Linked DNA regions of Mus musculus: regions 1 and 3 are each linked to region 2. The links are chromatin loops, found by intact Hi-C in ENCODE. Cell type or tissue: heart. All regions are shown on one strand.

Region 1 (8,000 bases), 200 kb before region 2:
TCTGAAGTCTTAACAAAATGTGATGTATTTAAGATTAGTAATGTATTCTAGTCCAATTTACATTATATTTATACGACTGTATGTGAGCCCACTTCGCATTACATTGTAATGTTTCCCAAATGCTTACTTTATCTTGTTAGGTTACAGTGATTCACCCTTCTTACTCAAAGCATAAAATTACCAGACAATATAAAACAAGCAAGCATCCAGAACAATAACACAATAACAACAAGAGACACGGGAGAATAAGTAAATGGTACACCAGGTTCTCGCAGTCGTTTTTACCCTTTTGATTGTCTTCTCAATAAGCATGTCTCCGACTGGCATGAGAATGCCTCCAAACACAGCCAGGACTGCACCAATAACAGCTCCAGCAATGAGCCCACAGTTCCGATCACAGCCCATTCTCCTCGTGCAGCAGAATCAAGGGAGAGCACTGGTTTTCTCGCCAACTCCCAGGTACAATCACAGTGTTTTCTACGTGGCCCGGTTCTACTATTAGAAAGAGGTCATAAAAAAGAAGCTTAAGTATTAGCACAAAAAGATCAAAGTACAAAGAAATCATGCTACTGATACAGATGATTTTGCCAACTAACAAACAAGTCTTTTTGTTTGTTTCACCACACTGGATTTCTAGGTTCTACTCCTTCTTTTTGTTCATAAAAAAACTCACCAGAAGCAGAAGGAGTAACAGAGAGAATGCTTGGTTTTTAAACTTTTCTGTTTTGCACATTAATCCCTTCGTGATTAACATACTATAATCTTATCTAAGGCGAGCCATATAAACATATTCCCATCCCAATACTCCTTACGACAGTGTGGCATGCTTTTTTATACCTTCACGCCCTATCTAGTTTCTCCACCCAAACAGAACCCTGAGTGCTTTGCCAGGAATTCTCCTGCAAAACAAATGTGGCTGGACTGATATACCTTGTCTATTAACCCATGACCGTAGTGGTAACGTACCTAATTCATGCATAAACAGCAATGTATGAGCTGTTTAAGAAATAATCTGTTGAGACTCTGAAAGGATCAGCACTTCAAATCATTTGTAAACTACCTGTCAAAACAACAACAAAAAAAATGCAGAGGAAAAAACATTATCACAAAATCAATACTACTATTTTCTTTAATATAATCATAGCATTAATGAAAATTCCACTTCCTTTCCAGTTTTTATGTTCATGCCTGAAACTTTCCCCATACAGTGTGGAAAACATTCCAGAAACTTTTAAAAGTATATGGTTTCTGATTTCATTATCAATGATTTTGACAAAACATATGCTAAAGAATTTGAAGATACAAATATAATATGTATATATTATAGTTGGTTTTTTGTTATTCTTAAAGATTCCCTTGTGTATCCAATTCTAGTAGCATTATTTTTTTCCTATGTAGAGATTCATGTCAATGCTCTTAAATACAGTAGTATTGCTACTATGCACTCCATGCAGGCAGTTTAATTTGCAATATCTTATTTTGTGTGGGTATTATATAACATTGGAAAGAAGCAATTTACAGAACAACAGGATCCTGCTGTAACAAAACTGATAGAATCGTGTCTTTTTGATCAATACTTGAAGAAGAAGTTGGGCTTCAGTGACAGTTTTATGATGGTGTTTAACCCTTCATGGTGTGGTGTATACCTGTGGTTTGTACTTTAGAACAGTTTTGTGTAACATCAAAATGCCCATAGCCAAGAGCGCTACACAGATGCCAATAGAACCAAGAAAAGATAAGGCACACAGAGAGCATTTATAAAATACTCTGAGTACAACCATAAGCCTTTCTCAAAGATGGAGAAGCACAAACCGCCCAGACCCTTTCCTGGCAACTGTACTCCCTCTGTAACCCCCGAGCTTCTCTTTGTTTAGCCCTACTCCTTTCATGCAGTTGGAAGGTCTGAGACTTTTCCTTGATACAATCTTACAAGCACTCACAGAACTGACTCACAGAACTGGTGTGAAGGCTGGATTCTGCCAACTGTAAAGGAAGAATCATACCTGTAAGGCAGAAATGAGAGCAGAGGGATCCAGCACTCAGCACAAATAAAAGGTTGGAGATGAAATAAACCCGACCTTTCTGCCTCCTTCTAAGAGGCAATAAAGAAATACTGGCTCTCTATATTTTGACTTTTCTAATGTTTCAAAATAGGATCTAAAGTGAAAGTGGCAATTTCCTATGTTAGTAGCCGAAATGATATTCACCCAGTTTTGGATGGTTTCCAAGTTGTTTCCTGGGAAACCAAAAGGTATGGCAACTATGATTACACAGCAAGGTGACAACCCAGAGATCTTTGTTCCTGACACACTTCATATCTGCCTAACTCTTCTTAGAAAAGTTAAAAGAGCCTCTTTAAGAAAATGTGCCCCCTCCCCCCCCCCCAAAAAAAAGGAAATGTGGCCCATGATCTTAGAACTGGGACAGGAAATCCTGTGTGTTATAGGAGTTTGGTGAATATAAATTACTTAGATCTAAGTAAAAGCACCTACTGAGTTACTTTACTTGGAAAGTTATTTAATGTCCATATGAACATCATTAAAATTATTTATTTGGGGCAGGGAGATGGCACAGTGCATAAGTACACTTGCTGCCAAGCCTGATATATTGATTGGCATCTATAAGGCAGAAAGAGATAATTAAACCCTGAAAGTTTAATACACACACACATACACACACACACACACACACACACACACACACACACACAAATTTTATAAATAAAAGCTAGAAATTATTTAGTAAAATCACTTACAATTCTGACAAGTAGAGTATAAAATGACCTTAAAATTGGACTATTATTGCTTTTGAACTAGGAGTGCACATATTTGTCCCTTGTTTGGATCTATATTACCATAAATATGAATTGTGAGTATTCCATTTCCACATTTTTCTTATTGAAGTATTTCTATTATTAAAAGCAAAAGGTTTCTACAAGAGATGAAAAGTTATAACAGCATCTACTGAAGCATCCAAAAAACAGAACCTGTTTTCCATTGCCAAGAAATCAATCACAGGACATGTACCCCTGACTAATAATCAGTAGGTAGAGGTAGGTATGGTCTGAGTTATGTCTGTTCAAACGGAAGTGAGAACATGCATGTGTCCCACTGATGTACAGTCAGACTTCTTAGAAAACGAGGGTATCAATAAATATATTTAGTTAGATTATTATGATAAACCTTAATATAAGCATTTATATAACATTCTTTCAACCATGTGCTGATATTTGACAGAGTGGAAGAAGTTAGCTTATCCACTGGTTCATATTTTCAATGATTGATTTATTATCATTACATCATGTCATAATAAAGTTTCTGGGATTGCCCTAAAAATAGGAAAGATCCTTTTTTCACTAGGGCTTACTGATTATCATTTAGTCCCTTAACATTTCGAGGAAGGAGGGGTTTATAGTGTGTTCGTGCTTTTCTTTCTCATAGTACATGACATAAAACTGAAGGTGTTTTATTGACCTCAAGAGATAAATGCTCAAGTTAGCACATTCTAGCCAGCACCTTGGCCATCCATACTTATCTTCAAAGAAACATATAGTCTTTTTAACTATTTTCTGTCAATTTAGATATTAAGGACTCCAAAATTTGGATCTGAGAAAATTACATTTCCTCAATAGCATACCTGCTCATATTTTACATTGTTATTTATTTTCTAACTTAGCATTAATTTTGCTAACATTAATTCTATAGTGCAAATATTTATTTACAACAAACTGTTTCCTGCTTAAAGTATTGAACTTTAAAAGACAAAGAATAATCAGGACCAGAGAACTGTTTGGACTAATCTAAAGGAGAAGAGGGAATAGGATGCCATGTTTTAAAATATCACTAGTTACAAATCTGTCAGCTGCTATTTCTTATCCACTGTACAAAGTACATTTAGATTGCATTTTCAGAACTTCAGAGTGAATTCAAGAAGCAGGAGAAGTGGTATTATTATTTTTTTTCCTGGTGTTGTCTGATTGTCTATTATGAACTTTGAAACACAGGGCCCTTTTACTAAATGAGAAACCTAGTAGAACCCAATAGATTGGGCAAAGTCTGAGGTAGGATGAACTATAAGCAGACTCCCTGGTAAATAGGCCAAAGTGTAGAGCAAATTCCCGGGAGGAATCTCTTAATTATTCCCACAGGTGTTTCAAACTCTGTTCCCTCAGAAACTCCACCTAGAAAAGACATGGCCCACAGGTAACGCATGCTGAGATGTGAACAGTGAAGATGACAATGTTCCAGAATCAGTCTGGCACATGGATTCTCTTTTCCTCCATCTACCAACAGCTAAATATTCTTATTCTTAACATAGGAAACCAGGCCATAAAACTCTAAAAACTGTCATCTTTTCCTATAGACCCTTCCTTTCCCAAGAAAAGAACAGCACCTACCCATGATAACCTAATATGGAAATACAACTTGAGGTAATTTAATGAATAACAGGTTAAATATGAACACAGGATTTTTAAAAAATTTATTATGTGTTTTTATACATTTACCCTCCACCCTGTCTATTGGTATTTATAAAGCCATGATTCTATAGAGACAATATATACATTTAAGCATAGATTAACAGGAAGGTGTAAATGTAATTTTATTTGCCAGATGCAATTGTCATCTCAGAGGCCTACTGCTGAATACACTTACCTTTTCTAGTTCTTTCTGAATTCTGGCTGCTTGATTCAACTCAGCTTTTCTGGCCCCAATTCTTTTCCAGACTGACTGACTCAAACTGGCTTCTCTCAGCTTATAGCTGAATTTCTCTGCTTAGCCTCAAACTAACTCTGTCAATCTATTCTAATCTTCTGTCTCTTTGTCATTCTTTGGCTCCTTCTGTCTTCACCTACAACCCATCTCTTTAAAACTATCCTGGTAAAGCTGACTCTATGAAGTGAATTGCCAAGAACTCCTCTCCACTGCAATGCCTCTCAACTCATTGATTCAACGGAACTGACTGACTAGAACTCAGAGGTCCACATGCCTCTGTCTCCTGAGTGCTGGGATTAAAAGACACGTACCACTATGCATGGAGCTAAGCTTTTCATTACACTAAACTTGCTTTATCCCTGGATGGTCTTGAACTGCTTAAACCCAAGAGAGCTGCTTGTCTCCTAGGATTAAAGATGTGTCTACATCCCAGCCACATCACATAGACCTAGGAGAACCTTGGATATGATCATTTGCTAGAGCAGCCATGTTGCTAGATTAAAATTCCTCTATAGGAAGATGTTCAGCTATTTGGTAGTAGTTGACCATGCTGAAACAAAAGACCTAGGAAAATTGTTATAAAATTATGTGTAGAAATAGAACTCTCTGGTTAAATAGCACATATGATTCAGTGTTAAATATAAGCTCAGAGAAGGGCTAAAAGGCAGAAGATGGTAAGGATTCAGTTGTGTTTTTTTGTAAATTATTTTGTTATTCTATTTTCTCCAAGATTGATATAGATTAAGAAAGATTACAAGTGTACACAAGAAGAAGTTAAAATGTGCAAATAATGAGTTTCATGTATTATGTAATATTATTTTAAGCAACTGCAATGTAGTAATAACTAATGTTTTGTTGCCCAATACCATAATTTGGAAAAGTGCAGTAATTGTAGTTATATAAAAACTGCATAAATATTTTCAAATTTTAATAAAATCTGATTGTATACATTGCACGTGTAATATTAAATTTTTGTTCAGTGGTGAAATAACTACTCTATCAGACCATGCAATTGAATATTTTAGAAAGTTAACTATAAAACTGTGAATTAAATCACAAAATAGTAACAAAATTGGTTCCTTCAGGAAATGAAAAGCAAAGTAGGCAAAAATATTAAAATTATTCAAATTTAGAGAAATATAACCATAATTTTTATTAATGGTAAGAGGAGCAACTGTGACTTTCAAAATTAATTCCAAACTTTTCAGTACACTCTGTACAAATACCCCACCCATTGTTAACTTTAATATTTTCTCCAGGCCAGCCTGTTATCTGTTAATCTAAATTTGGTTTATTGTTCTGGTTCAATAATGATTTTAGTGGAAAGGGTTTTCTACATTGTTCATTTATATACTCTAAAAGACTCTTGGAAAATCAACTAGTAAAATTTCTTGAGGATTTTATTTTTACTTATTTACAAAGTAGTATGTACAGCAAGGATCTCTTAGACTTTCAAAAGACATTGCCAACTTAAAATTATTTATGAAAGGACTGGAAAGTCTTGGATCCTTACATCTTTAGAAACATTTCAAATTTATTATTAAAAATTATGCCATTTATAGTTACTTAGTTAATAACAATAATAGTTAATAATTAGGTAGTTAATTTTTTTCTAAAATGTGTTATCTATTCTTTAAACCCAAAATTATGATTTAGGGAAATAACTTACTAGTATTTGAAATGATTTTTTTAATTTTCAAAGGCATTAATTTTCTTTCATTTTTACATTTAAGTAGTATACTGATACACATTAATTAAATTTAAAGTAATTATTTGAAATTACCCACTCCTTTTGGGAAGTAAAATATTTTTGTTCATTAGAGAAAAGTGCTCAGTAAATGTATATGTAATTCCTGCCTTACTCCTAACTGTGGAGAAAATAATCAAGTTCACCACAAATTGTCCACTGAAACTTCAACAAGCTAATGACACTGAACAACAGCAAATAGTTAACAAATTGCATTCAAGACAGAGTGCTCTATAAGATTTACAAGTTGTTTATATACTAATCTCACTGTATCAACACTCTTGAAAAATGTTCTTATATTTTAAAGTAAAAATCATGTTTAAATAGAGAAGTTTTGAATAAAACCCAAATTGGCCTATAAATCATTTTAAATATTGACAAAGGAGTGTTGAAAATATACATGATATCAAAAATCATAAACTAAAATATCACTTGTCACTGAACAATATTTTAATACTATCCAGCAAAAATATAGGTAGATCTGTAAATAACATATAAGCATTCAATAAAGCCTAAAGACTGTAAGAAAACAATGGATTTATTTATTCTTCATTTGACATTTTTCATAGTAAGTGTTTTAAAATGCTATTATCTCCTCTCAGTGTAAAGGCAGACAAATTTTTCTTTCTTTCTTTTTTTAATGTAAAGGGAAAATCCCATATAACTTACCTTTGAAAGGCTAGGAAACCATCCACCAGTTGCTCCACACATTTCAGAAGGCAGCTGTGAAGAAGAAAAAGTCCTCAGTAGAAAACCCCTACCCTGAATTCCTCACTACTTATGTGTGTGAGAGTTGAAACGAGCTTTAAAAAATTCAATGTCAGATGCTAATTTGTGGTTGGTTGCCAAGGGAATTGAAAAAAAGAAGAGAAAGAAAAAAGTCACACTTCACTGCTAGTTAAGCTCACAAGGGTCTATTTCTGGTGAAGACCCATCACCTACATTTGAAATACTCAGCAGTCTTTTTTTTTTTTTTTTGGCCATGTTCCCATCCAAGTAAGTCAGAGGCCAGAGAACCAACGGAACTGATTTGAGCCGCCCCTGATTTGAGCCGCCCCTTCTATACTTTGTTTTCCATTGTAATTGTTATTCCAGATGCTGGAGTGTAGCAGCAAGGGGGAAGTAAATTAGGGAACTGATTGGTCTGTCCCAACAAAGCCTGAAAATCTCAGGTCATAAAGTGCAGAGAAGAGTGTTTTTCTATACTACCTAGCATGAACCTGAAGACTTTCAGATTCATAATTTGGAAAACAATTGGAAACTCTTGTCAATCAACAGGGATGACAAACAAATTTTACAAAAGGAAATGGCCCATTGTTCTAGATGGAAGTTCTTAACTATTTGTCATTTTTTGTTGTTAATTTAGCTGAAATTTCAAGAGGATGGTGATATGCTTATAAAAAAAATAGCCTAAATATATTCATCCAAAATAGAAAGCACAAGTACCAAACAACTCTAATACTACTGAGCATAGCATGTCATCAACCTCAGCCATTCTAGATCTACAATGGGAAGAATATTCTCACAAAAAATCCACTAGC
Region 2 (8,000 bases):
AATATTCTATTATATAATCTTGAATTATCTAAGACAGGGATATAGTTTCATTAAACAAGATATTAGTATACAAGATAAAATGCCATTAAATTTGTTCCTATGATTCTAGGTGTCTTTGAGAAGGAAACACAGTATACAGTTTTAGCAGAACGTGTAATTATTCAGTTAACATTTTATAAAACACACCCTTGGAAAATTGGAAGATACATTGACCACAGCAATGTCATTGAATAGATTCTGAAGTAGCTTTTTATTTGGGGTGCAGGAGTTAAAAATATTTTTCTTCTTTATTATTTTTCAGTTCTGTTCAGTACAAAGTGATGATTTCATAAGCCAAATTTCAGTGAAACAAAAGCATTACTTGCACTATGTTAAGGAGACCACATTCATGGAAATATAACGTCTCACAGCGGGAGGCAGTTTTGATGATTCACAAGGTCCAGTCCTCAGCAGAGGGAGCACTATTCAGGCCTCACAGCTTCTCTGTGTATCATGGTTTGCAGCTGTAACCAACACCAAACTGAGCATTGCTGCTATAGAAAACGATTTTAAGAAGCACTTTCCTGATAACAAGTAAAATCCATAACTTAGGAGAATGTGTTGGCATTACCAGGGATGGAGTATTCATCCTGAGTCTACGTGATAAGTTAAGCATGAAATAAAGATGACACTTTGAGTTATAAAGCAGAAGATGGCTGTGTTTAATACACAAAATTGTCATGGTTAAGCACAAACTTTCTTCTGGCAGAAATCTTACTTGTTCCAAAGTTGGAACCATTAGAATTCTATTAGTCTGATTTATTATCATTTAAAAATATTGAACAAAAGAAAAGATTCCCCTGATCCAGGAAAAGTCTTGCCACTTTGTATAGAAAGGCAGTGCAGTGCGAGCTTCCTCATGCAAGCTGATTTCTTCCCTGACACTCTAATCTTTCACTAAAATGGTGTTGTAATAATCTTAACATGGTTTCTAGGCCTAGATATTTTCCAGACAATTAACTCATTCCATTGAATGAAAAAACTTTTAGTATTTAGCCTGGTACTTCCCAAAGGCAATGCTATACTGCAGACATACAAACAGCATTCAACCTTAACTAATATATTTTTTCTACTTGAAGGTCTAAATGACAATTTTATTATTATGAGGAAAAATGTGTTTCTGCCTTTAGCAAAACATGGGTCAGATGAAACTCAAAGTGTATTTAAGAATCAGGAAAAACAGGACAAGGTTTCTAAGTCTATTAGAGATTAAACTGATTTTTATTTCAGGCTGTATGACTAAAAATAGACACATATGGGAAGGAAGAAATACTGGAAGAAGACAGAAGGCTTCATTTCTTAAATCATGGATAGACAATGCCATCCATTTGATCTTCCCTCCGTTGCAGATATAAAGTTATTAAGTCATTAAGCTGGCGCTGGTGAACTTTACCTTTCTAGCACTAAGACAAGGGTTAAAAATGAAAGCTCATGGCTTCCAATTTGAATTTTTTGCTCTAAAAACCACAAGATTTTTTTTTGTGATTCCATAATAAAGGGGTGCCTTTTTAACATCTAAATAATACAATGATTTGTGCAGTTTTATTGATATTTACTTATATATCCTTACAGGTTACTCATATATAAACCAGAGAGTAAGTATATTTACATTTTGGTCCTTGAGAAATCAGGAATGAATAAATGTGAGTATGTATTTCAAAATACTAATTGTTTAGTGCAGGCAGGATGGGACATTATTACAAGGTGCATATTTCATGAGGAATTATAAAATAAAATTTTATTTTGAATTTCAGCACATTTTATCATTCATTTGTGTATTTATTTGTTCAATGTGTATACTTCATCTGCCACCAGGTAAATACTGTGTTCAATGAGGAGGATAAAAAGTCCAGAGAAAAGTAAGTCACAAATTATACCTTGCTAAAACTCCCAGGATATGGAGAAGAAAGCAATTATAAAAAAATGTTAGAAATAAATACAAAATGCAGATGTTATAAGCACAATAATAGATTCAATAAAAATGTATACTGTAGTTCATTATTTAGTGTGAGGCATCCGACAGGCTTCCTCTAGAAAACTAAGCTTGAACTGTGATTGAAGATGTAATGATGAGAGGAAGGGAGTAAGACATAGTTACATGTTCAAATCCTCTGAGGTGAAAAAACCATTGAGGTATAGAAAAACCAGAAGTCACCAGGGAAGGGAACTGTGAATTCAGATCAAAAGGATCGGATGAGATGATGCACAGTATTTTAAGATGCAGACAAGGTTTTACATTTTATTTTATAAACAAATGTTTCGTCATAGTCTGGGATGATTTGGTTTGAAATTTTAGAAGATCTCCTTTAACCACCCACTTGGTTGTGTAGAAAAATGAGCAAAAGGAAAGAGACTATATTGTACACGTGAGTGGAAAGCTAATGAAAATGGGCCATAGTTATTGTAATTACTTGAGTCAGGTCATTAAAGATAGATAAAAGGCACAGAAAGTGTGACACAGTCCTGATGACAGTCCCACGTACATGATGGTTAGCTCATCTATAAGATACTGAGAGGACTGGGTAGTGAAGAGATGTCAGAGAAGCTTGTTAAGTGCTAAGACTGGGAGTGACAGACGAGGCCCAAGTTTGAGAAGAAGAGGTTACAGGATGGCATTTTGAACATGCTCCATTTGAGGGGCCTTGGGTCACCTCAGTAAAGCCAGGTAGACAATGTAAATTTCTGGAATGCAGAGATGTCTAAACCAAAGATAGGCAGTTGAAATAACAAACAAAGACTAGAAAGGAAAAGTGTGGGCTAAAAGAATTGCCCAAGGTCGTAAACTAATACTATAGCGCAGATAAAACAGAACTTACTTGGAGACACATCCCTGAAGAACACTTAATCTTCCTTTCGTAGCAGCCCAGCCATCAGTTGCTAATATTTACTTAGCTGTGGAGTCTATTCTAATCCTCACTGGAATTTGGGCTAGCTTGTTCTTGTTTCGGTCTTGTGTGTGCAAGTGGGAAACAGTTTCACAACAGCTCTCCACTATTCCCGGGCCTTAGAACCTCTCTGTCCCCTTCTTCAGCAATGATCCTCAGTCCATGAAGAGGTGGAATGTGATGCAGATGTACCATTTAGGGCTAAGCACTCCATAGTTCCTTATACTCTATTCATTGACTAGTTGTGCTCATGTTCCAGTGGATGGTCCTGTACCCATCACAGACTGGCAGTACTAAGTGGACTTGGTGGGCTCAAAATGAGCACATGATACTGGATGGGGGTACAGTAAGAGTCAGAGGAGAGTCAGTAAGAAGTAGATTTAATCAACATGATAAGCTCACATATGGAAGTATTTCTGAAGTGTTCAGTCACAAATGAGAGAATTAGACAAATACAAAGAATCTCATTTGTCACAGCGAAGGGTGAGGGAGAAGCCTTAGGCAGAAAGCAGCCCTAGGCATGAAACCCCTAGCTAAGCTGACTAAAGTCTGACGGCTCCAGGAGACACATCTGACACTCAAGCACTCCAGGAGTCCTCGTCACAAGGGAATCTCCACAATTCTGTGTGCTTTCATTGTGAATATTGGGGAGACACCTTCTGTCCTTCTGTAACATAGGAGGGAAAAGAATGATTTTGAAAATTCACTTGAGCCTCTTCTTATCAAGACATGTTCCTGAAAACTAACCACTGGAGCTTTGTGTTGTGTTGTTTTGTGTTTTGTTTTGTTTTGTGTGTGTTTTTTTTTTTTCAGATTCTCCTTGGGAAAAGAAAACAAGCATTCCTAACATTCTCTCCCCTACTCTCTGCTCACGTCTTACTAGCACATTACTAAAGGCTTCGCCTTTTAGCCAGTAGTACATCATGTCCAGCCATGAAGAGCACATTAGAAAGAATATTGAAAAGTGGACAAAACAAAGAAGCCAACAAAAAAACCATAGTCAAAGGGTTTGACGAATGAGCCAGAGAAACAGGTTTAAGCACTGCAGAGGTATCCCAATCATCAGGCTAGGACAGGAAAAAAAAAAGCCCTATGAGTCACACGCTGTAAAAAGTAGACAGGATGTAAAAACAGATGGGCAGCGTAAGCAGAAACATGGAAATTCTAGAAACAAGTAAAAAAAAAAAAGAACCCACTGCAGATAAAAACTAGATCTAGTAGATTAGATACGCCTGAAGAAGGACTCTGAGCTAGAGGATATGCTGATAACAACTAACGATGTGAAAGAACAAACAGAAAATAAAAGCTAAAAATAAAAACAAAATGTGCATGAATTGTGGAGAGACTGCAAAGGGAGCCACACACCCATGAGAACCAGACGGAGAAGGGAGGTGGGAAGGAAGCGAGCACGTCATCACGAAGCTCTGAGACAAGCATACAGGATAGCAGAAATCCACACTGGGGCATGTCAGCCTTGAACTTGAGGAAGTAAGATAAAAAGGAGGCCTTGAAAGAAGGCAAAGAAAGCACAGCTAAAGTAGAGTAAATAGTTGACGTGCGTGAGCAACTGGAGTCAGAGGACACGAACTCAGTGGCAACTAGAGACAGAGTCCTCTCCAAAACCGCTGAGTCAGTGCGGTGCTCTGTGCCTCTAATTCCAGCACCAGGAAGTCTGAGGGAGGACCAAAGGCCTACACAGTAAGCTTGTCCTTGTAACAAAAAAAGAAGGAAAAACCAAAAACCTAAAAAACCAAAAACCAAAAAGACAAAATAACAAAAAACAAACAACAAAAAAACTAGTAGCTATTTGAAAGGTGACACTAAGCCTTGAATAACAATGATGCGTGGTTTGCAGCCTTGATTTCAGACCTGTGAGACACAGAACATATAATAGCCAATACTTCAGTCACTGAGCTTAGAAACGGTAAGGCACCATTCTTATTTCAGTTATGGTTCCTTTTTATTATATCAAGGGAAAGCTAATAGAGCCAGGAGTGGGGCACAGCTAGTGAAAGAGAGATTTAGATGCCTCTAAAGCCCACGGGATATTATTTCCTTATTTATTTTCTTTATTTTATGTTCCTGTGAATAACTCTTTTAATATGTTTTTCTTAAATTAAGTAAATCTGCACATACACATACACACACACTCACACATGTGCACACACACATACACACATTCACATACACACAGACACATAGATACAGACACACACACACACACACACACACACACACACACACATACACACAAAAGTTCCTGAGGCTGGGGAAAGGCTCAAAGGGTAAAAGGAATGGGTCCACAAAGATTATGACCTAATTTGCTCCTCAGAACCCACTTGAAAAGCCAGACACAAGGACAGGTATTTGTAATGCTGGTGGGTCACTAGAAGAATGGGAGGCAGAGGAGACTCAGGCAGGAGTTGGCAGGCCACATGGCCTGACAGAACCACAACTGCAAAAACAACAAGAGGTCCTGCCTCAACAAGACAGGAAGGAACAAACAATTCCTGCAACGTGTCCTGTGACCTCTACATATGCACTGTGGCACATGTGTGCAAAAACATACAAACTAACAACAAGAAGAACAGTAACTACAACAACAAGAACAGTAAATCTAAACCTTTGACCTTTTATGCCTCCAGTTACCCCTTAGTCATTGAAGATGCTAGTCCAGGACAGAGCTCTAAGGCCTTCTTGTCTATGAGCTGCCTGTGGTTGTATGCTGATGCATATATTCATTTAGGTTGAGAACTGTGAACTGGGACCATATGCTAACAGTCCCACTTGACATGGTGGGTGTTCTCCATTGCAAGCTATTCGACAGCCTTCTTACCTTTAACATTGCTGAGTGCCTCGCTTTCTATCATTCAAAAGTAAACTGCTTCTGACAGGTTGAATGTGCTGGTGGTGATAATAAAGGTGGCTGAACCTGGCAGAATTATTACACTTGGAAGTATTTTTTAGGTTTTGTTTGTGTTTTTTCTTCTTCTTTTGCAAAAAGGATGTGCCTTCCAGCCAACTTTCTCTAAAACTCCTCTAAATGTTCTCTGCTTTCTCTTCTTTTGAGAATGTTGTTGCTTTTTCTTTCTCTTTTCTTTGCCTTACCTCCTGTACAAATGCTTAGCTCTGTCTTGAATTATCTAAACATTAGCAACAGCCTCAGCATCACCTGAATTAGCCTGTACACCCCCCCCCATGTTCACAGGTCTATAACCTGCCCTCCTAAAGTCTCAGCGACAGAGTCTAGTATATATTTTCATGGTACATCCCAGATACAATCCTTGGATTTCTAACATCTGCCCCTTTTAGACATAGAAGCTTGCTGCCACTGTCACTTGTCTGGAAGATGATTCTCCACACACTTGCAACTTTTTGTGCATCCAAGTATTTAGATTCACCCTGTCCCCAAACCACCCTTGTCTTGAAAGTGTTTGGAAATATAATATCAGGAGTGATAAAAATCAAAACTTTCTCTGAGAAAGAAAGAATTTACTTTTCTTTTTACCCCTCTATGGACAGAGACATCTTTTAAGGAAGTTACGGTATGATGGGGGCACTTCCCTCCAGTCCTGGGAAATTACCGTGCCCTCAATTCATTGTGCCCATGCTCTCAGTGGCCCTGAGCTGAATTTGTGTCTTCTCTCTCTCTCTCTCTCTCTCTCTCTCTCTCTCTCTCTCTCTCTCTCTCTGTCTCTCTCTCTCTCTCTCTCTCTCTCTCTCTCTCTCTCTCTTCCTTCCTTCCTTCCTTCCTTCCTTCCTTATTTTAAAAAGATTTATTTACTTATATGTAAGTACACTGTAGCTATCTTCAGACACACCAAAATAGGACATCCGATCTCATCACAGATAGTTGTGAGCCACCATGTGGTTGCTGGGATTTGAACTCAGGACCTTCAGAAGAGCAGTCAGTGCTCTTAACTGCTGAGCCATCTCTCCAGCCCTTGTGTCTATTTTCTAATTTATTTTATCACCCCCAAGCTTCAGCTTCTTAGTTGTAGAGTTATAACAATATTACAAATCATACTCATGGATGCTGTGAGAGGCTGAGGTATGATGGCTGCTAATGGTAACGAGTTAATAGTAAGTTTATGACACATTAAAATCGTTGCCTTCTTAGGGTGCTTCATTTCCATTTGATTACAAATTCACAAAATGTGTTTAAATGATAGTGTGTCTTCAAGAAATAAATACTTGTCGTGTTAGTTTTTTCTTTACTTAGAATGTTTTAAATAGAATGATTTCCCTGTTTGTTGCAAAGTCTGAGGAGCCTGGTGTTCATTTTCTCTCTTTCTCATCTTCCAAGTTAGTCTTCTATTACTATGATAAACACCATAATCCAGAGCAAAGTTTGGATGGGAGGGTTTACTTTACCTTATACGTTCTTGTCATCATTCACCATTGTGGAAAATCAAGGCAAAGAGGTGGAGATGAAAACTGAAGCAGAGGCAATAGAGGCTGCTTACTGACTTGCTCCCCAGGACTTGACCAGCCTGCTTTCTTACAGAAATCACCTCTTGCTGGGCAATATTGGCGCACCCCTTTAATCCCAGTACTTGGGAGGCAGAAGCAAGTGGATTTTGAGTTCGAGGCCAGCCTGGTCTATGGAGTGAGCTCCAGGACAGCCACGGCTACACAGAGAAACCCTGTCTCCAAAAAACAAAACAAAACAAAACAAAACAAACAAAACAACAAAAAAGAAAATCCCTCTCAAGGGATAGCAGTGTCCTAAGTGGCTGGACCCTCCCATATCAAGCAATTGTCAAGGAAATGTCCCCACAGAGTTGCCCACAGGTCAATTTGATGGAGACATTTTCTCAATTAAAATTTTCTCCTCCCAGATATATCTTGGTTGTATCACGTTGACGAAAATCAACCAACACAGTCATCAAACCGTCACACCTACTTGCATGTCAATATAGGCATTTGTGGTGATGTAAGCCAATCATTTCTTTCTCAAGAATCTGTCTCTCTGCATTTGCAGAAAGACTCTGGTTCTACTTTTTTCTGAAGTTTTCCTTTGTCATACACTATTCCAGATGATTCAAGCAAAAGATTGTTTCTAATTAATATCAC
Region 3 (8,000 bases), 94 kb before region 2:
TGGCTTTATTCTGATTATGTACCACAGTGTACTCTTCTTTAAGCTTATTTGGCTAAACTCAATTTCTCTGCACACAATACATACAGCAGTGGCTCAGAGAGTCCTCATTCTCAGAAGGCCACTTTGGGAAAGGGTGATTTCTATCAGAGCAAGTAGGTGTGGTAAAGACAGCATTGCCAATGGGACACACATGGCTGCTTCAGTGATGTAGAATACAATGGAAGTTTTCTTAGGGATGGAAACTAGGGCAAGAGTCACCATGGGTGTAATTTGGCACCATGGATGCTGAAGTCATATGTGGGTCAGTGGAAGCAGTGAGGGACGAGCAGAGCATAGAGTAGATGTACTGCCTACCTCTTTGTAATTTTGTCTCCTTAAGGCCCTTGGTTTCATAACTCTGTCTACCAGACCCAAGCACTGGGGAAAGGACAACATAAATTCTTTCTCTGATCCAAAACTCTAGTAGCTTCTCCAGCTACTAGGTGTCCAAGCCTTCTGTTTTGTCTGACTTATCAGTTGGACAAAACATCTGACATAAATAACTTACAGGAAGAGACTGCTTATCTCATGATTACAGAGGACACAGTTTATAGTGGCAGGGAGGACATAGCAGTACACAACAAATTACATCATAATGGCCAGGAAGAGGATAAATGTAGGGGAGGCAGGCCAAAGGTAAGGCAGACTCTCCCAAAACATTTCTGGAAAACATTTTTTTCCTTCCCAGTCCTGCTCCTGGAATGATGACTCTGAGACTAACTAGTTATTATTAAATGCCTAGGCCATAAGCTCTGGCTCTTTTCCTGACTAGCTCTTAACTTGTTTATCCATTTAAACTATTTTATGTCTATGATGTAGTCAGTTACCTCTCTTTTAGTCCTGGTGCACTTCTTTCTTTGAGTCTCCTCAGAATCTCCCTGCTGGCTTATGTCCCTCTCCTCCTCACTGTGTTCCTTGAATTTCTCCTCTTCTCCTCTCCTGTCCTCTCCTGTCCTCTCCTGTCCTCTCCTGTCCTCTCCTGTCCTCTCCTGTCCTCTCCTGTCCTCTCCTCCTCTCTCTCTCTCTCTCTCTCTCTCTCTCTCTCTCTCTCTCTCTCTCCTATTTTCTTTATTTACATTTCAAATGTTGATGCCCTCCAAGGGCCCTCTGCTACATATGCAGCTGGAGCCATGGGTCCCTCCATGTGTACTCCTTGGTGGTGGTTTAGTCCCTGGGAGCTCAGGAGGTCAAAGGGAGACAATGGAAAGGAAGAATATCACTATTTGCAGATGAGATGATACTTTACTTCCGCCAGCAAACTCCTAAACCTGATAAACAACCTCAGCAAAGTGACTGGATACAAAATGAACTCAAACAAATCAGTAGCCTTCCTCTACTCAAAGAATAAACAGGCTGAGAAAGAAATTAGGGAAATGATAGCCTTCAAAATAGCTGGATGTCTCTTTTATACTCTTAATATTTCCCACAATCTTCTCTCTTCCTACCAATATCTCTTCCTACCAGTATCTCTTCCTACCTCATATTTTCTGCCTCTGCTCATTGGCCATTGTCTTTTCTATTGACAGATAATGCTTATAAGAGAGGCTCTCTACACAGTTCTCTAGTACCTTCATTTTTATAGGCCACACCAAGCGAAGTACCCAAAACCTACATAAATAGTGTCACCAGCTGGGACCAGTGTTTTAACTTATGACTATTTGTGGGAGACTGTTAATACCTGGGTTTCAACATCCACATGAAGTGTAAAACCCTCCTACAACCTTTTGACAGCAGCCATGGGACTCTCAGCTGTTACCTTCTACCGGGGATTATGAAGTTTGACATCTACCCTTATAGAGTAGATGGAGACAGTCAAAGTTGCCTATGTATTTTATCCATTTGAATGCCAAGAGCCCACATTCCCCTGTCTTAATAGAGTTTGCTGTCTTCCTCATGTGTTGTAATAGTCTCCATCAATCAACTCAAAACTCATTGACTTTGGTTCATTGTGAGGAAAGGAAGCCACACATTAAAAACAAGTCATTAAATTCAGCCAGCATCTGAAATATTGGGCTTTGGAAAATATCCTCCACACCCAAGAATTAAGCTGAGCTTTGTGCTCCGATTTCCTAGTAAATGGGAGCAGAAAGTTGAAATGACTGAAGAACCCTTAGGTCTTTAAAATAGGTCAGCATATGTTCACATTTCTCACCTTTAGTAAAACCTAAAATATGGCAAAAGGGTATTTTATTTTCTCTTTTTGAGGATCATTATTTATTTTGACATGGTGGTTACTGATGCACAATCGTGTTTAGAAATATTTACCATTTACATAGGGTGTGGAAACCCTTTGTAAAAATCTACATTGAAATCCATAGCAAATAATTTAGTCATCAAGCAGGTTGTACTGTGACAAGAATGATTTGACAGGAATAGTATTTATGGAAGCCCAATAAGTTTGGTTTTTGTTTTTCTCAAACATTTTATTGATACTTTGTGAATTTCACATTATAAACTTCAACCTCTCTCACCTCTCCATCCTTCCATATCTGCCCTTTACCCTTTGCAATACATTCACCAAAAGAAAACAAAAAATAAAAAAAAAATCTTTCCATAGATGCTGCAGTGTGTCACATATTATATCCTTTTGCCCAAACAGCTTTACTTGCAAATATTCACTGTAATGAGTCATTGGCTTTGTCCAAGGCCTCTGGCTTCTGCTACACTATGATCGTTGCTTAGACTCCTCTGAGATATCCTGTTGTTGCCTTGTGTCACGGAGAGTCTACAGCTTTCCTTCTGCAGAAATGGCCCCTTAACATGCTCCAACAGTTCATCGGTTGGGTAAATATTGGGGCCTGCTAACTCAAAGCCCTGGATCTGGGCCTGAGTGAGTGGTAGCTGAGTTTATCAGCTTCCCAGTTGTCCTATGCCAGATCTGCAGCACTACCCCCTACCCTCATGAGGGGCAAGGTAAGATCTCCTGAGTGCTGCATCCAATAACAGGTGAGGACAACATGGCCCCAAGCAGTGGTCCAGAGCATGGCTTTTGGTGGTAGCATGGACCATGGACATAGACACAGACCCCCACTGCTGCAGGGCCACAGACTCAGACCTGATCATTGGTAGCAACACAGGACAGAACACCACCATAGCCTGTAGTAGCAGCAGCACAGGTTACTCACATCAGGCCCTCAGATCTCCAGTTCTGCCTCTCTTCACTGTGCACACAATTCTCCTCTTTCTCTCCCTTCTCTCTACCACAAACTATCTCATCTTAGTGCTGCTCTGACTTCAGGCAGATGGGTATTTTCTGGGTGTTCAATGTGTTTTTTAACACCAAGCTTCATATTGCTACCTGATGTTCCACTGCACAAACAGAATTTTATGTTTAAGTTAAGTAAGATTGTATTTTATTTTTAAAAAAGACATAAAAGCAAGCAATCCTAACATTACATGCTTTTACCTTCAATTAGGCAGCAGGATGAAGAAGAAGATCATACATCTTGGACCTGCTTGTGTTACAGAATGAGTTGAAGGACAGCCTAGAATTTTAAGGTGACATTGTTAAATATTAAAAAAAGAAGGAAGGAGAGGGCTGGACATACAGGTGAGTCGTAGAGTACTGCTACTTTGTTTGATTGGGTCCTGAGCTCAATTCCTTATATGAGCAAGTAAGGAAGCAGGGGACGGTAAGGAGATGTCCATGATATAGAACTTATTGGTGGAAGTAAAGGAAGGCATAAGAATTCTTCCATGGTGGGACTGTGTTCCTCATGATCATCTTTATCTTACTAAAATCTTGGAAACACCACATGGTTTGCAGCACCCAGTACTTTAAAAGAAGATTTCTTGTATGTACTATTGAGACCTATACCAAACCAGAGAAGAGTATATACAATGCTTAGAATCTCAGTTGACATTTTATGAACTAGCGGCATACCTTGAAGTCAACAGCACATACCATAGCAACAAGGGAAAGACTCAAAAGGCTTATTGGCTGTTCTGAAAGGAAGAAGATTCATCTATTGAGGAATGAGGCCAGAAGTGCCCTAAGTTTGTTTTAGCGGAGACCACAAGTAGCACTACTAACTGACTGCTAACTCCTACCTGTTAATTTTCCATGTTTTGAGAGAGACATGGAATAGCGAAATGTGTTTCTCTTTCTAGTATATTTATTTTAAAATATATCTCAACTTAACTATCCTGAACTTTCTCTTCAGCAACGGCTTCTTCATCACTTACTGTCAGGTACTTTGGAGTTGGCCCTTTAGTTATATTACAAATGAGAATCACAGAAAACCTTTCAGATATAGATATTTTTCTCCAGATTTTAGATTTATGGTCATTTTATTCAGAAAAAAAATTTACTGTCTGAAATTTTTCTTCTTTCCCTGGTTAAATAAACTTGCTCTGAAGACTCACCTTTACTGGCTACAATTGCTAATGTGCTACAGGTCCTTGCATTGATTTTTGCAAAAATTCATTGACCACGATAAATAGGTCTTTTCCTAACTGATGCTTTACTGGTCTTCCTCCCCTCCCCCCCCCCCAGTGCCACTGAGAAAGCTACATCTGGCTCTTCAGTTTCTTTTATTTCCAGAGTCTCTTTTGCCTCTTTATCAAATGTGTTTCTCTTTTTAGTGTATTTATTTTAAAATATGCCTCAACTTTTCTATCCTGAAACTTCTCTTCAGCAACAGCTCTTTCATTACTTTTTTTGTTATAAAGAACTTTGAAGAGTATAGTTTATTTCATTTTTTTATTATCTATGGTACAAAACTGATAACCTTTCCTTCTGTTTCATAACAGTTTTACAACTCAATTTTCAAATGCTTACTTTTGTCTTAGACAACACTATTTTTACACTGCATTTGGAAGCTTTGTATGGTAATATAAAGAAAGACCCACAAGAATGTGGACTCTAGCCAGGCAGTTGTGGTGCACTCCTTTAATCCCAGCACTTGGGAGGCAGAGGCAGGCAGATATCTGAGTTCGAGGCCAGTCTGGTCTACAGAGTGAGTTCCAGGACAGCCAGAGCTTTACACAGAAACCCTGTCTGGAAAAACAAACAAACAAACAAACAAACAAAACAAAACAATAACAAAAAGCCAAAAGCAAAAGAATGTGGATTCTGTTCCCTTTGAAAATTATGGCCCTGTCCTGAAGACATTGAGCTATTTTCAGACCTAATGTTTTCAAGGTAAAATAAAGTACAAATAATGAAAAAATTGTTTTCACCATTGAGAAGATCACAATGGGTTCATATAATTCAGTCTCAAATTTCAAGAGTCAATATAACATTCTTGATTATAAGCCAATTTTTATTTATTTAAAATATTTAAAAATTCAAAATACAATGAAGAAAAAGCAAAAAGAAAATTACAGATTACTGAAGTAACTTGAACAATAACTGAAGAGAGAAGACAGAATTCTTCCTGCAGCAACAATAGCTGTGGACATGCATTCATTTACTCTTTCATCAGTATGGCTCTATGTTTCATAAGGCAGTCAAAAAGTCAAGTCATATATCCTAGGGACCTTTGTACTTGAGGCACCCTTTGAAAAATAAAATTTATATATATAAGTAAAGTACATTACATGCTCAGGAGAATTTTCTAGGTAAGTTTCCTTTCTTTGCTTTCTTCTTCTTCTTTTTTTTTCATTTTTAAAGTAAGTGTGTGTGTGTGTGTGGGGGGTATCTTCCTCTTCTACCTTGTTTTGAGAGATCTCTTGAAGGTCATCATTGTATAGGGTGTGAGCGTCTGGAGAGTCTCCTGGTTTCTCATCCTATCTTGTCCCACGAATGATGAGATTATTGATATGTGCTGCTGACTTCATTTGACTTGGGTTCTGGGGATATGAACTTAGGTCAGCATGCAAGGCAAGCACATTATCCTCTGAGTCATCCTCACCATCCTTGTTTTGTTTTATGATATGTCATTGTTATGCTACTTCTTGGCATATACCCAAAGAACTTGAACTCTTACTCCACAGACAATGGCTCAGCCATGTCTACTCCTGCTTTATTAACAAGAAGTAAGAAAGAAAATATATATATATATATATATATATAAACGTTCTTCACCAGATGAATGAGTGATTAAAAACATGTTAAATATACATAATGAAATATTGTTCTAATGTAATGAAAAATATAATCATAAAATCTGCAGACCATGAATAGAAGTAGAAAAAAATTACTGAATGAAAATTGAGAACACAAAAACCACATGTTCTCTCTCATCTGTATGTCTCTTCTATGAATTTTTAGATGTGAGTATATAGCCATAACCTGAAGTAAAAACAGAAACCAGGCATATGAAATGGGGCCAGGGTGAGGAGGAATGCAAGAGACAGGTACAGAAGAACAAGGCAGAAATAGAGAAAGTAGGGTAAAGGTCTTATATGCCACTTATAAAGTGGTTAGAGAGGTGAATCCAAAGGAGAAAGAAGGGGAAAGGATAAATAACAATAAACATGCTTGAAAAATTCATAAAGAATTATATCAATTTATATTTAGTTAAAACTATACATATATGCATAGTATATATAGTATGAAATATACTACTTGGAATGATAATGCTCCCTCAGGAACCACAGACTAACAAAAGTCTTGTATCAGGCATGTAAAAAGATCTTCTTGTGTTGTTGGTCAGAGGAGTCTAAGAGAATCTCCAGACAATATAGGCCTTTACTGTTGCCCTTAGTTATCTCCCAGGAACTGAAAGTAAATCACTATTTCTCAAGAGTCCATATACTTTGAACACAGAACTCAGGGGTCAGCCTTGATCTTATCCAAAACCTCTGCCCTGCATGATAACTTTGATAGGACCTTAAGGTGTTATATAAACTGCAACCACAGAAAGCATCCGATACTCCTACCTGTCCTATGAACCACAATGACCAGTATAGTATGCACTCTCAACAGGTATTACGGTGATGTTCATAACTTAGCTGTGACTGACAGCAGTCTAACTAGACATAAATCCTGTTCAGTTGAAGGAAAATAATGATACTGAAAAACTAATCAGTCACCCATGGCTTCTGGGGTCATAAATCTCAAAGGAGAACAATTATTGCCACTTTCATAAACTACTTTAATTCCTAAATACATTCTAAATGTATATCCTTATACATACAAATAAGTGTGTACAAATGGGAGTTTTTGCTTACAGCAGACAGGAACTAGTCAAAATTCCACAAGTGATCGGGGAGCCCCAAACCCACTGAGTATTTTTACAACACAATTTCTACACCTCAGACTGAAAGGACCACGATGAAAGAGGGGACAGAAGTTTTTTTTTAAGAAATGGAGGTCCTAGAAGTCTTTTGAAAGACTGGGTCTTCTTTATATGACAGAGCAGATGGGGAAAAATACACATGCCCTATTACTAAATAAGAGCAATAGGCAACTAAGGAATGTGAAGACAGGGAGAGTTAATCTTCTACAGAGATGAGGACATAGATGACTATCCAATCTCAAATGGTCAGCCTTGAAACGTATACATACAAGCAACACTAAAAATGCATCTGGCGGGTTGCATTTATCCATTATATTCATATAATATATGGAATAATAATAAAGAATAAGAATAGAAATTTGAAAGGGAGAGAGACATTGAAGAAATTGGAAAGAATTGGGAAAGGAAAATGATATAATCTTATTTAAATTTTTTATTTTTACATGAACATGTGGAAACACAGAGATTGATAAGGATTGTTATATCATGTGCAGCCATACATAAATTTTCTCCTTTGTTAAATGTTACCTAGAATTTTACTTTCAGAATTCTATTTTCTTCACCTCACAAACATGAAGACATCTAAATTTACTCAGAGCCACTGAGACAAAATACTAAAATCAGAATATCTTGTTGTAGAGGAATGTTAATACAGCTACATGGTGACTCTGTCAAGAGATCGCATCCAGAGACCTTCAAGGTTCGTGTGATCTAGCTGGAATACAGACATGCCATTGGAATACACCTTTAATCCCAAACAGGGAGGTAAATTTAGTT

What was found. Peaks named below come from ENCODE experiments on the same cell type or tissue, not always from the same donor. Only the 100,000 strongest peaks of a DNase experiment are listed, where the experiment ranks them.
Region 1: it touches region 2 in a loop (2.6-fold over the local background); 7 of 42 quality-filtered maps call a loop at or near these places.
Region 3: it touches region 2 in a loop (2.4-fold over the local background); 3 of 42 quality-filtered maps call a loop at or near these places.

Annotation. Positions count from the first base shown.
Region 1 is chr5:17,828,490-17,836,489 of GRCm38, forward strand. It overlaps Cd36 (CD36 molecule), which reads right to left and starts at 7,407. Exons shown (of 15, transcript NM_007643.4): 1 at 7,129-7,407; 2 at 967-1,060; 3 at 286-495. The coding sequence starts at 405. In heart, no CTCF peak of the experiment used is centred here; a DNase peak (open chromatin) is centred at 7,522.
Region 2 is chr5:18,032,011-18,040,010 of GRCm38, forward strand. No RefSeq gene overlaps it. Among named protein-coding and RNA genes, the nearest start is that of Gnat3, 73 kb to the left of the region's middle. In heart, no CTCF peak of the experiment used is centred here; a DNase peak (open chromatin) is centred at 4,431.
Region 3 is chr5:17,938,229-17,946,228 of GRCm38, forward strand. Gm31612 (a long non-coding RNA gene) reads left to right here. Exons shown (of 3, transcript XR_389766.2): 2 at 3,456-3,589. Among named protein-coding and RNA genes, the nearest start is that of Gm31612, 10 kb to the left of the region's middle. In heart, no CTCF peak of the experiment used is centred here; a DNase peak (open chromatin) is centred at 493.